2 separate regions of the Homo sapiens genome follow, and region 2 is linked to region 1. Evidence: read pairs that join two places in POLR2A ChIA-PET (ENCODE). Cell type or tissue: MCF 10A. All regions are shown on one strand. Links, peaks and the distances in the headings refer to the core of each region. The heading gives the core; the rest is flanking DNA. Region 1 has its middle 110 kb from the start of MIR4757. Region 2 overlaps LINC01376 (long intergenic non-protein coding RNA 1376).

Region 1 (4,402 bases), core at 153-4,152:
GTGGCCCAAATGGCTACTCATTGAGTCATTATAACTTACTGGTCACAACTACATGCCGGTCCCTGAATGTGTGGGGTGTGCAAAGTGACCCAGATATATTTTTGAAGCAGGGGCCTGTCACTGTGATGTCCTGGAAGAGATGACCAGATGGCTCTGAGGTCCCATGGAGTGTTCCCATGGCCTGGGGCAGGGAAGAGGGCAGTGTGTCTGGGAAGGGGCTCCTCCCCTTTGGAAAACATAAGGCTCCTTGGCTGGGTTGACAGGTTCTAGCTGACACTCCAGTTGGCTTTCCAGCTGTCAGCCAGAAAAACATCTGGGTGAGCCCAAGGGCCATGTTGGGGAAGAAAGGGTCAGGTAGGTGGTGTGTATGAAGAGGGAAGGAAAGGTGGCCTATGAATAACAATCAAACAAACAAAACCAAACAGTAACAACAAAACTTTCAAATGAACCAGTGGTGTCTTGTGGGGCTTGGGCATCAAGGCTGTGTAGGAGGCAGTGAGGTGTCTTTGCCACTCAGCCAGTGCCTGGGGTGTTTGGGGCTGATAAGGGCAATCCTAGGGCAGGTCAGGAGAAGAGAAAGGGGCTGAGGGCTTGAGTGGGATGAGGCCGTCATCTCAGGGCCCAGGAGAAGGAAGTTCAGTGTGGATCACTGGAAAGCGTTGCAGGGCAGGAAGGATCAGGGGGAGCAGCTCTTAGTAGATCACAGCATAACTCCTAGAACAGGAGTTTACATTTTCTCAGTGGCAGAAAAGAGCTTGGATAATCAAGGTGGTAACAAGAGACCATAAGGACTAATGAGACTCCAAAAGCTTGATCTTAAATCCTCATTCAAAATTTGAAAATGAAATTATGAGACTGCTGTCTGAGGAACTCACTGAATGATCTTTGAAAAGTCCAGAGCTGCATAAACCCATAGGGTTAAACTAGAAAAGACTCTTAGAGGCTGGAAGCCCAACCCCATTTGTTTGCAGCTGAGGAAACAGAGAGAATGGGGTTTATCCCTAATCCCCCCATTAGCTGGGCTGACCTGGGACTACCCAGGACTCCTGAAAGGCTGTGGGATGGAGGATGTAAGTGGCGATGAGAGGGAAGCATAACTGCTGTGTGCTTATTTGTACACTGAAATGATCCCATCAACCAGAATATCTTAACTAAGCACATGCCAACTAAGTGCAAGGCATTGAGAAAGGTAGTGAGGTGTTCGATTAAGAGCTTCCAATTCTTTTGGGAGTAACAAGACATCTCTGGTGGAGAGAATAATACTCCACACCACATTAAGCCAGAATGGTACTTTTTGTTTGCATACACAATCTTACAAATTAGGAGGCTTACTAGCCCTCGTATCTTCCATTCTTATCCGAGCAATTATTCACGAACTTCATTTATGAAACCTAAAGGCTCAAGGTGGATTAAACAGTAAACCAAGAGCAGAATGCTTGATTGAATAAGGCCAGGAAGCATGCACACACTGCCCCTCAGCCTCCTCAAATATTATTCTAGAATATGGATTGCTTGATAATTCATTGGGTGGAGAGACCACTTTAGTGGGCATGGTCCTGGATGATTTTGAAGAGGAGCTCAGATAATACGTACGTGTGTGTGTGTGTGTGTGTGTGTGTGTGTGTGTGTGTGTGTATGTGTGTGTATGTATGTGGGTAGCCACAAGAGAAGAGGGAGAAAGTGAGAGAGATGAGAGAAGAGGAGACTCCACAAGGCATTCATAGGCTAGTTATTTGGTAAATCATGGTGTAGCTCCTACTTATGATGCATAAAAATGCATGATTGATATTGGTGGTATATGCTGATGTTTTCTTCACAAACACCTGGGGCCAGGCCATGAAAAGCAGAGGGGAATTACGTAAATTCCTTCAGCTGAGTGTCAGAAAACCTGAGTTCTCTCACCTTCCCAGTTTTGCTAGCTTTCTGTTGCCCTCATCCATGAATAGGGGTGTCTTAATAGACAGATAATTTAAACTTACAGCCAATAGTAATGCTGTGGCCAGGGAGCATCTGGATACCTTCTCAGCTCTGAGTCCAGACTTGTTTAGTGAGGGGAGTCAGGGTGCCCACGAATGGCTGGCAGGACTCCCTGGGCAGGAAGGAAGAGTGCCCTCATCAGACTCCTGTTCTTTGTCAACATTTTCCTTCAGCACCACCCTACCCTGGAAGCTCCTGAAAGAAAAGAGTCACTCTACACTCAAAATCTCTCCTTGTTTACAAGATATTTGGGGCACGGATGGAATTATTGCATCACAGGCCAATTTCTTCACCTCTTTTAAAAATTTTATCACGTGAAGCAGCATGCTGAAAGATCTCAATGCTACTGAAGATTGCAAAACCAAGTGGAGATTCATCTGTTTTGGAACTCTGTCAAAAGACTTTTCCATATACATTCCATTCCCTTCCACAGCTCACAGTGTACCTACCCTGTACTTTCAGAGCAGTGAGGCAGCTTCTTCACCTTTCTCAAGCCAGGGCAGGTCCTGACAAATTACTCTGTGTCAGGATCTTTCCAGGAGACATTTTCCCTGGTAAAATGCTCATGAAACTTCACTGATGTGGACAATCTCTGGTAACAAATCTGAATTGTCAAAGATAACAAAAGCCAAGAAAGCCAGTTGTATACCCAAACTAGACTAATAAATGCTTCCTGATTAATAGAGGGTTTTATGAAATATGTTTAAATAAGCAGATTGAATTGGATCATAATTAACATTACTTATATAATTCATAAAAATAGTTATTTCATTAAATCAGAAAGAAATTTCTACTTTGTTATCCTGTTTGTTTTGCTGATATTTTTAAATCAAAACCCTTTTTATTCAAAGATGTGGCACAGGTAAATTTTCAGCCAGACACTCAATTATCCAAATAACTGACATCTTTCTGCTCTCAGAAAAATGCTCTAGGAACACAGGCTGCTTGTTTCTCTCCTACCTTGGCCAGCAGAGCATGGCAGTGTAAAACACAGAAAATTGGCAAAACTCCATTTTCAATCTGTGTTAGAAACTGGGATCAATCTTGCTTCTCTTTCTCCCTTAAATAGAAATAAGAAATAAAAGAAACCCTTTATGTAAAATTGGATCTTGACATTCTCCAAAGGGTGGCAGCTCCTACATTGCAGATGAAAAGGGCTCAGTTTTCCCAGAGAATACTCTGAGAAAGGAAAGTCAAGGTGAATGAATGGCCTTCTCCTGTGAGTGCAAGAACTTCTCCTCAGCCACCTCCAAGAGGACAGAGGGGAGGCATCTGAAGGTTAGGGAACTGAGTCAGCAAGGGCCAAAGGGACATGACAACCAGAGAGGTTGGGAGTGGGAGCTTTTGCTGAAGTTTCTTTCGCTTGTGTCCTCCCTGGCAAGGGGCTTGGCAAGGCTTCCTGCTCTTCCTTCCCCCTTCTCCAAGCACTGAGAACAAGTCGAAAGAGGAAGCATCAGGGGAAGAAGATACTGAATAACTCCAAACTCAAGCACTGTTTGTTGGATTCATTGATTTACTCATTCATTATTCAAAAAGTATCAGGCATCCTCTGAGTGTCAGGTCCAAGGCCTAGGCTGGAAGTACAGAGATAAATGATTCACAATCACTGTCTCCAATATCCTCCCAGTCTATGGGCCCAAGGAGAAGCTTCATCTTGTCAACCATCTTGGCGTTCTGGCTGCATTTGTATTTGGGCTTCCTCACTCATTGTTGACTTACAGAATCAATCTTTTCCAGTGGATTAGGACCATTAATATCTTATAAGTTGAATAGAAACCAATGTAACCTGCATAAACAAGAGAACTTAGCTTTGGTTCTGCCTCAGGGCAGGCCTAGGGTAAGGCAAGTGGGAGGTATTTTGTACACAAAATTTAAGGAGGCTCTCACTATCAAGGTACTGTGAGTACAGGGTCTGCCTGGATATGGCAGGTTGACACTTTCTGTACCAGTCATTTAAATGCTCTGAGTCTCAGTTTTCTGTCTGTAAAACTGGGACAATACCCATATCATAGAGTTGTGGAAAATTTAGTAATATAATGTTTATGCAAGTACATTACAAACTATAAACAATACATATATACATTGGTTTTATCAATAGTAATAATTTTCCTTAATCATGACATTGATAATAACCATAACCAAAACATCCTTTGCAGTGAATGTAGCAGATTACATGGGAAAGTGGAAGACAGAAATGGAAGAATCTGGTCCTTCACCTTATAAGAGGCAAAAGTTAAATATAACACAGTAGTTAAGTATAGTAAGATTTTGAGCTATAGAGTCAGAGAGACTTGGATGTTAATCCCACCTCTGTCATTTACAAATGTTTAAACCAACCTCTAAAATTCACTTTCCTCATGTGTGAAAAGAGAATAATAATAACTCAGTTGTAGGGTTGTTATTGAGGATTAAATGAGATGATGTG
Region 2 (4,402 bases), core at 145-4,144, 250 kb after region 1:
TTGGAAAAATTCATAAATTTGGTGGAGAACAAACATCTGTCATACAAGCTAAATGAGCATAAGTTGCATTTTAAACTCAGCAGTTCACAAATTTATCAGTCACAACCTTGGCATCTTCTTTGATTCCAACTTCCAATTAATCTATCTTATACTTTTCTCACCTTGGCCTCTCCAAATTATCTCAGTTCCTCTCCCCAGTCAGTCAGTGTCTACTTCCTGTGGGTAGATCTACAATTCTGTAATAACCTGTCACTCTATAATTCAAGTCTCTCTTGATTGGCACTGCCCAAAATGGTAGCCCCTAGCCACATCTGGCTTTTACATTAATATTAAAATTAAGTTAAACTTTCAGTTTTTTATTCAAACCAGTCACCTTTCAAGTGCCCAATAGCCACATATGACCCATGGCTGCTGTTGGTGGATGATGCTGGTATTTCTACTGGCTCAGAAAGCTCTGAGCTAGATCTGCGCTAAAGCAGTTTAAAGCTCGCTTGCCAGGCTCTGCTCCCTGTGGTTTCCTCAGGCAAGCGAGCCTCCAATAAGTTAAATTTTCATTGTTTTCTGCATATATTCTGAGCTTCATTGACTTGGGGGCTTTGCTATTTCCAAAGCTTCAAGAGTTCTTTTGAAATCCTGTTGTCATTCAAGGCCTAGAATAAAGAATTCTTTCCCCTTCTTTTAAGAAGCCTTTTCTAATCTTCCCAGTGAGAGCTTTGACTCCTCTGGAATCTGAGAGCACACTTTGTGTCTCAGCTGTGCTTCACTCAGAGCTCTGCTTCAGTGACAAGAGCTGGATGCAATGAATGTCCAGTCTTTCAAACACAGCATATGTGAGCAGATAAGCCTTAAAAAATTGTGAACTGCTGAGTTCAAAATGTAAGTCTTCAGAGGAATTTTTTTTTTTTTTGCTCCAGTAGCTGGTGATGCTATTTTTTTGAGGTCAGGGGAAGCATGAAATTTTCATATTTCATGACCTCTGGTTTTTCTTCTTCGTGTGTTTTATTTTACTTATTTATTTTTTAAAGTTTTGAGGACATTAAAGAGAAAATAAAAGAATAAAAAGGGGAGAAGGACACAATTGGTGACAAAATCTGAAGGTGAAAAGGGAGAAATAGAGTTACATCAACCATATATGAGGGAAGGATGGGGTTGCTGCACATTGTAGAATAAAGTCCTATAATTAAATTCTTTTTCTGCCAATTTGCTTTCTGGATCTATGTGAGTGAATTACTGTCACTAAACCTGTCATTTGTTTTTGTTTTATTTTATCTATAGAATAAAAATAGTAATGCTCACCACATAGGTTGTTGTAAATATCCCTTAAGGTAATATATGTAAAAGTCCCTCTTAAAAAAAAAAACAAAATGTCTCATACAAATGTGAGTGGTTGTTTACAGCAAGCTTCCAGAAAAGGAGGGTTTGGAATGGGGAGAAACACATGTTCTCCTGTCCCTTCACAAACCCACTTTCTTCTGACAAAGCTCTGCCGACTGATAAAGTTCCAGTAGGCTCTTTGTGAGCTATCCAGGGGGTTCTCTTTTTATCTCACAGAAATATTTATGTATCTACAAATTTCTATAATTTTTTTATTCCACCCTCCTTGGGATGTAGTTATGACTGTTGAATATTTACTTTTCAGACATTCCTTCTCCCTTTGAAGAAATCCACAAAAGAAAAAGCAAAATACTGACAAGTTTTCAAAGCCATGATTTACAGGAATGAATTCTGAAAAGCAAGTGGCTAACATCCGAGTTCATCATCAAATAATATTTCTAAAGCACCCTCTAGTGTCTGGCCCCAAGCCAGATGATTCAACGCCTGGAGAAGCTACAGACTTTTTAAAAGTAAAATAGACTCATGTCTGCTCATGAGAAGCAAGTCAGCGTCATTTAGGATGCCTTAGGAATGTCTCTCTAAATAAGGATTAAAAATGGATTGCTGTAGAAAAAGTAATACAAGTACAAACACTAATAATATTGAATGCAATTTAAATTCCATTTTAAAATAGATAATAGGGTTTAAAATAACATGTTGAAAATTACACTGGAATTAGCAAAATTTAAAATCTTAGGAAGAAAAATCCTAATTTGTATGTGAAAATGTTTTGAACTGAGGAAAATTAAGACTAGCAAGAGTAGATAGGGGTTGTCTAGTAGGAATGTTAGACCCATCAGCCATCTGATTATGCTGCGACTGATACTAGCGTGTAGTTTTCACCCAGTAAATTATCAAGTGGTGCAGTAGAAAAAGCATGGTATGTAGAATCATAAGACTCATAGTCTGGGGTCACCTCTACTACTCACTTGGCCATGTGGTTTGGAACACATCACAAAAGATTTATGAGCCTTCGCTTCTTCACATCTAAAATCGTGATTATTTTGCCAACTCCATGGAATTGTTTAGACTTTAGAGGATTACATAGGATACAATGGACTAGTTCCTTGAACAAGTACTTGCCCCCAAAATGTTACCATTTTTTCTGGTTGTGTGACTGATTTTGCAATCAGCAATTTAATAATAATGCATTCAACAGGTTTATAATATGCATTCAATGTGACTCTTGCATATATCTCATAAAAACAAATTTGAATATTTTTCTCATTTTATCACTCACATATCTTTGAGAATGGGATCATAGTTTTATTTTGATAATGAAGTAATAGAGTCAATTCCTGAACAGGCTAGTTGACTTTAATGAGAAATACCCATTTATTCACTCATTCATTTCATTTTCAACTCTTAAATCCATAATGGCCCCTTCACTAACTGCACTAACTGGGGTTCTTATATTAATAAGATGGACCAGATGCTTCTATCACCTCCAAAAAATCTTTGTAGGCAGAGCAATAAAGAGTACTGAATCATTTTAAGAAGTCGCATAGACAATGACTTTTGACCATGGAAGGACTGGGCTTGATCAAGCAAATTCTATTTCAAAGTTTTACTTGCAAGGTTATTTATTACTGTGTGGAATCTCACTCCTGTGGCTGGGGTCAAGAAAAATGGGGACACAGGTGTCTGCCTATTTGCACAGGCATTAAAAAGTGTTGTAAAATGAGCTTCAGCCTTTTAAGTTACTGTCTTCTTCTTTATAATAATAATCTTTTCCATTTTACAAGGTCTATATTATTTTTAGGTAAGAAAACACTGTAGAGTTCATGTTTTATTGTTCCTTGCAGTTATATAAATTATATTTGGCCAAAACAAATGTAATTCCTACTGTGTGAACTGGGAACCCAAAATGTTGATTTTCCTCAAGTTATAAACAATGTGAAGATATGTTATACTGGGTCACAATTTTCCAGAGCAGAGCAAAATATATAACTCAGTTTTAATAACAAAACTGCATATATCATTAAAGTTTCCTACTCCACACAGAATGTATTATATTACTCTGCCCAGCAAGAGACATCCTTTGTGTAGACCACAATTTCTAAAATACCATTTGATTGAATAGAAAACAGGTTAGCCATTTGTTAGTTTAAAAGAAAATATAATGGTTAAATGCTCATGGACATTCTGCTTTGTCTTTGCTAGTGAATATTAAATTTCTTCTCACTAAGTTTAAATGTCACAGATTTTGTAAACAACAAGGTCTGGGGGAAAACCATTATGACCCTTTTCTGACTATTAGATGAATCTTCATATTTTTAGCAACTTAGAAGCAGATGTCCTTTCCTTTGCAGCACCAATAAACCTTATTTACACATGTACTATATCAACTTCAAGACTTATTGTAATTATTTACGTACAAGTCTGCCTCCCCAAATAGACTTGCAACTTAACAAGGCAAAATCCAGACTGCATTATGTTTGTATTCTGGGCCCCTGGTTCAATGCCTACCACAAAGTTGGAGCGCTAGAAATACTAAGTAAAAGAATGTATGCTGAAAAATCACCACCAAATTGTTAATTTACCCACCCGCCTGTTCCTTTCAGAATAATTCCAAAATTTAGGAAACTGCAAGTACTATCTTTACAACACTGATAGGAATCAGGAAATATTTCCTTTATTAAAAACTCACAGATGGGACTATTAGCTAGTCTGTCCTGCTTATTTCACAGATGGGGATTTCAGGGACCAGAACAAGGAAGCTTCTTTACTCTTGCTATACCATAAAACTGATACCAATTATGTTTATGTGATATAAAAGTAGTACATGTTAATTCTAAACATTTTGACAAGTTCAAACATACATAAAGGAGCCAACAACCACATGAAAAGATAACTTGAAGAATCATTAAATGTAAATCAAAACCACAATGAGGTATTACCTCAAACGTATGAGGACAGCTAATATAAAGCAAAGCAGAAACCAGAAACTACCAAACGGTGAGTATGTGGAGAAACTGGAACCCTTGTGTGCTGTTAGCGGGCTTGTAAAATGGTGCAACTGCTATGG

Evidence for each region. ChIA-PET counts read pairs that join two places held together with the same protein. Peaks named below come from ENCODE experiments on the same cell type or tissue, not always from the same donor. Only the 100,000 strongest peaks of a DNase experiment are listed, where the experiment ranks them.
Region 2: POLR2A ChIA-PET joins it to region 1 with 11 read pairs; 2 of 35 experiments call an interaction of 5 or more read pairs at or near these places.

Annotation. Positions count from the first base shown.
Region 1 is chr2:19,233,418-19,237,819 of GRCh38, reverse strand. No RefSeq gene overlaps it. Among named protein-coding and RNA genes, the nearest start is that of MIR4757, 110 kb to the left of the region's middle. In MCF 10A, for the core only: no CTCF peak of the experiment used is centred there; a DNase peak (open chromatin) is centred at 2,339.
Region 2 is chr2:18,985,106-18,989,507 of GRCh38, reverse strand. LINC01376 (long intergenic non-protein coding RNA 1376) reads left to right here. Exons shown (of 4, transcript NR_135287.1): 4 at 1,640-3,057. All of the region lies in intron 5 of LOC105373456 (a long non-coding RNA gene), which reads right to left. Among named protein-coding and RNA genes, the nearest start is that of LINC01376, 40 kb to the left of the region's middle. In MCF 10A, for the core only: no CTCF peak of the experiment used is centred there; a DNase peak (open chromatin) is centred at 1,797.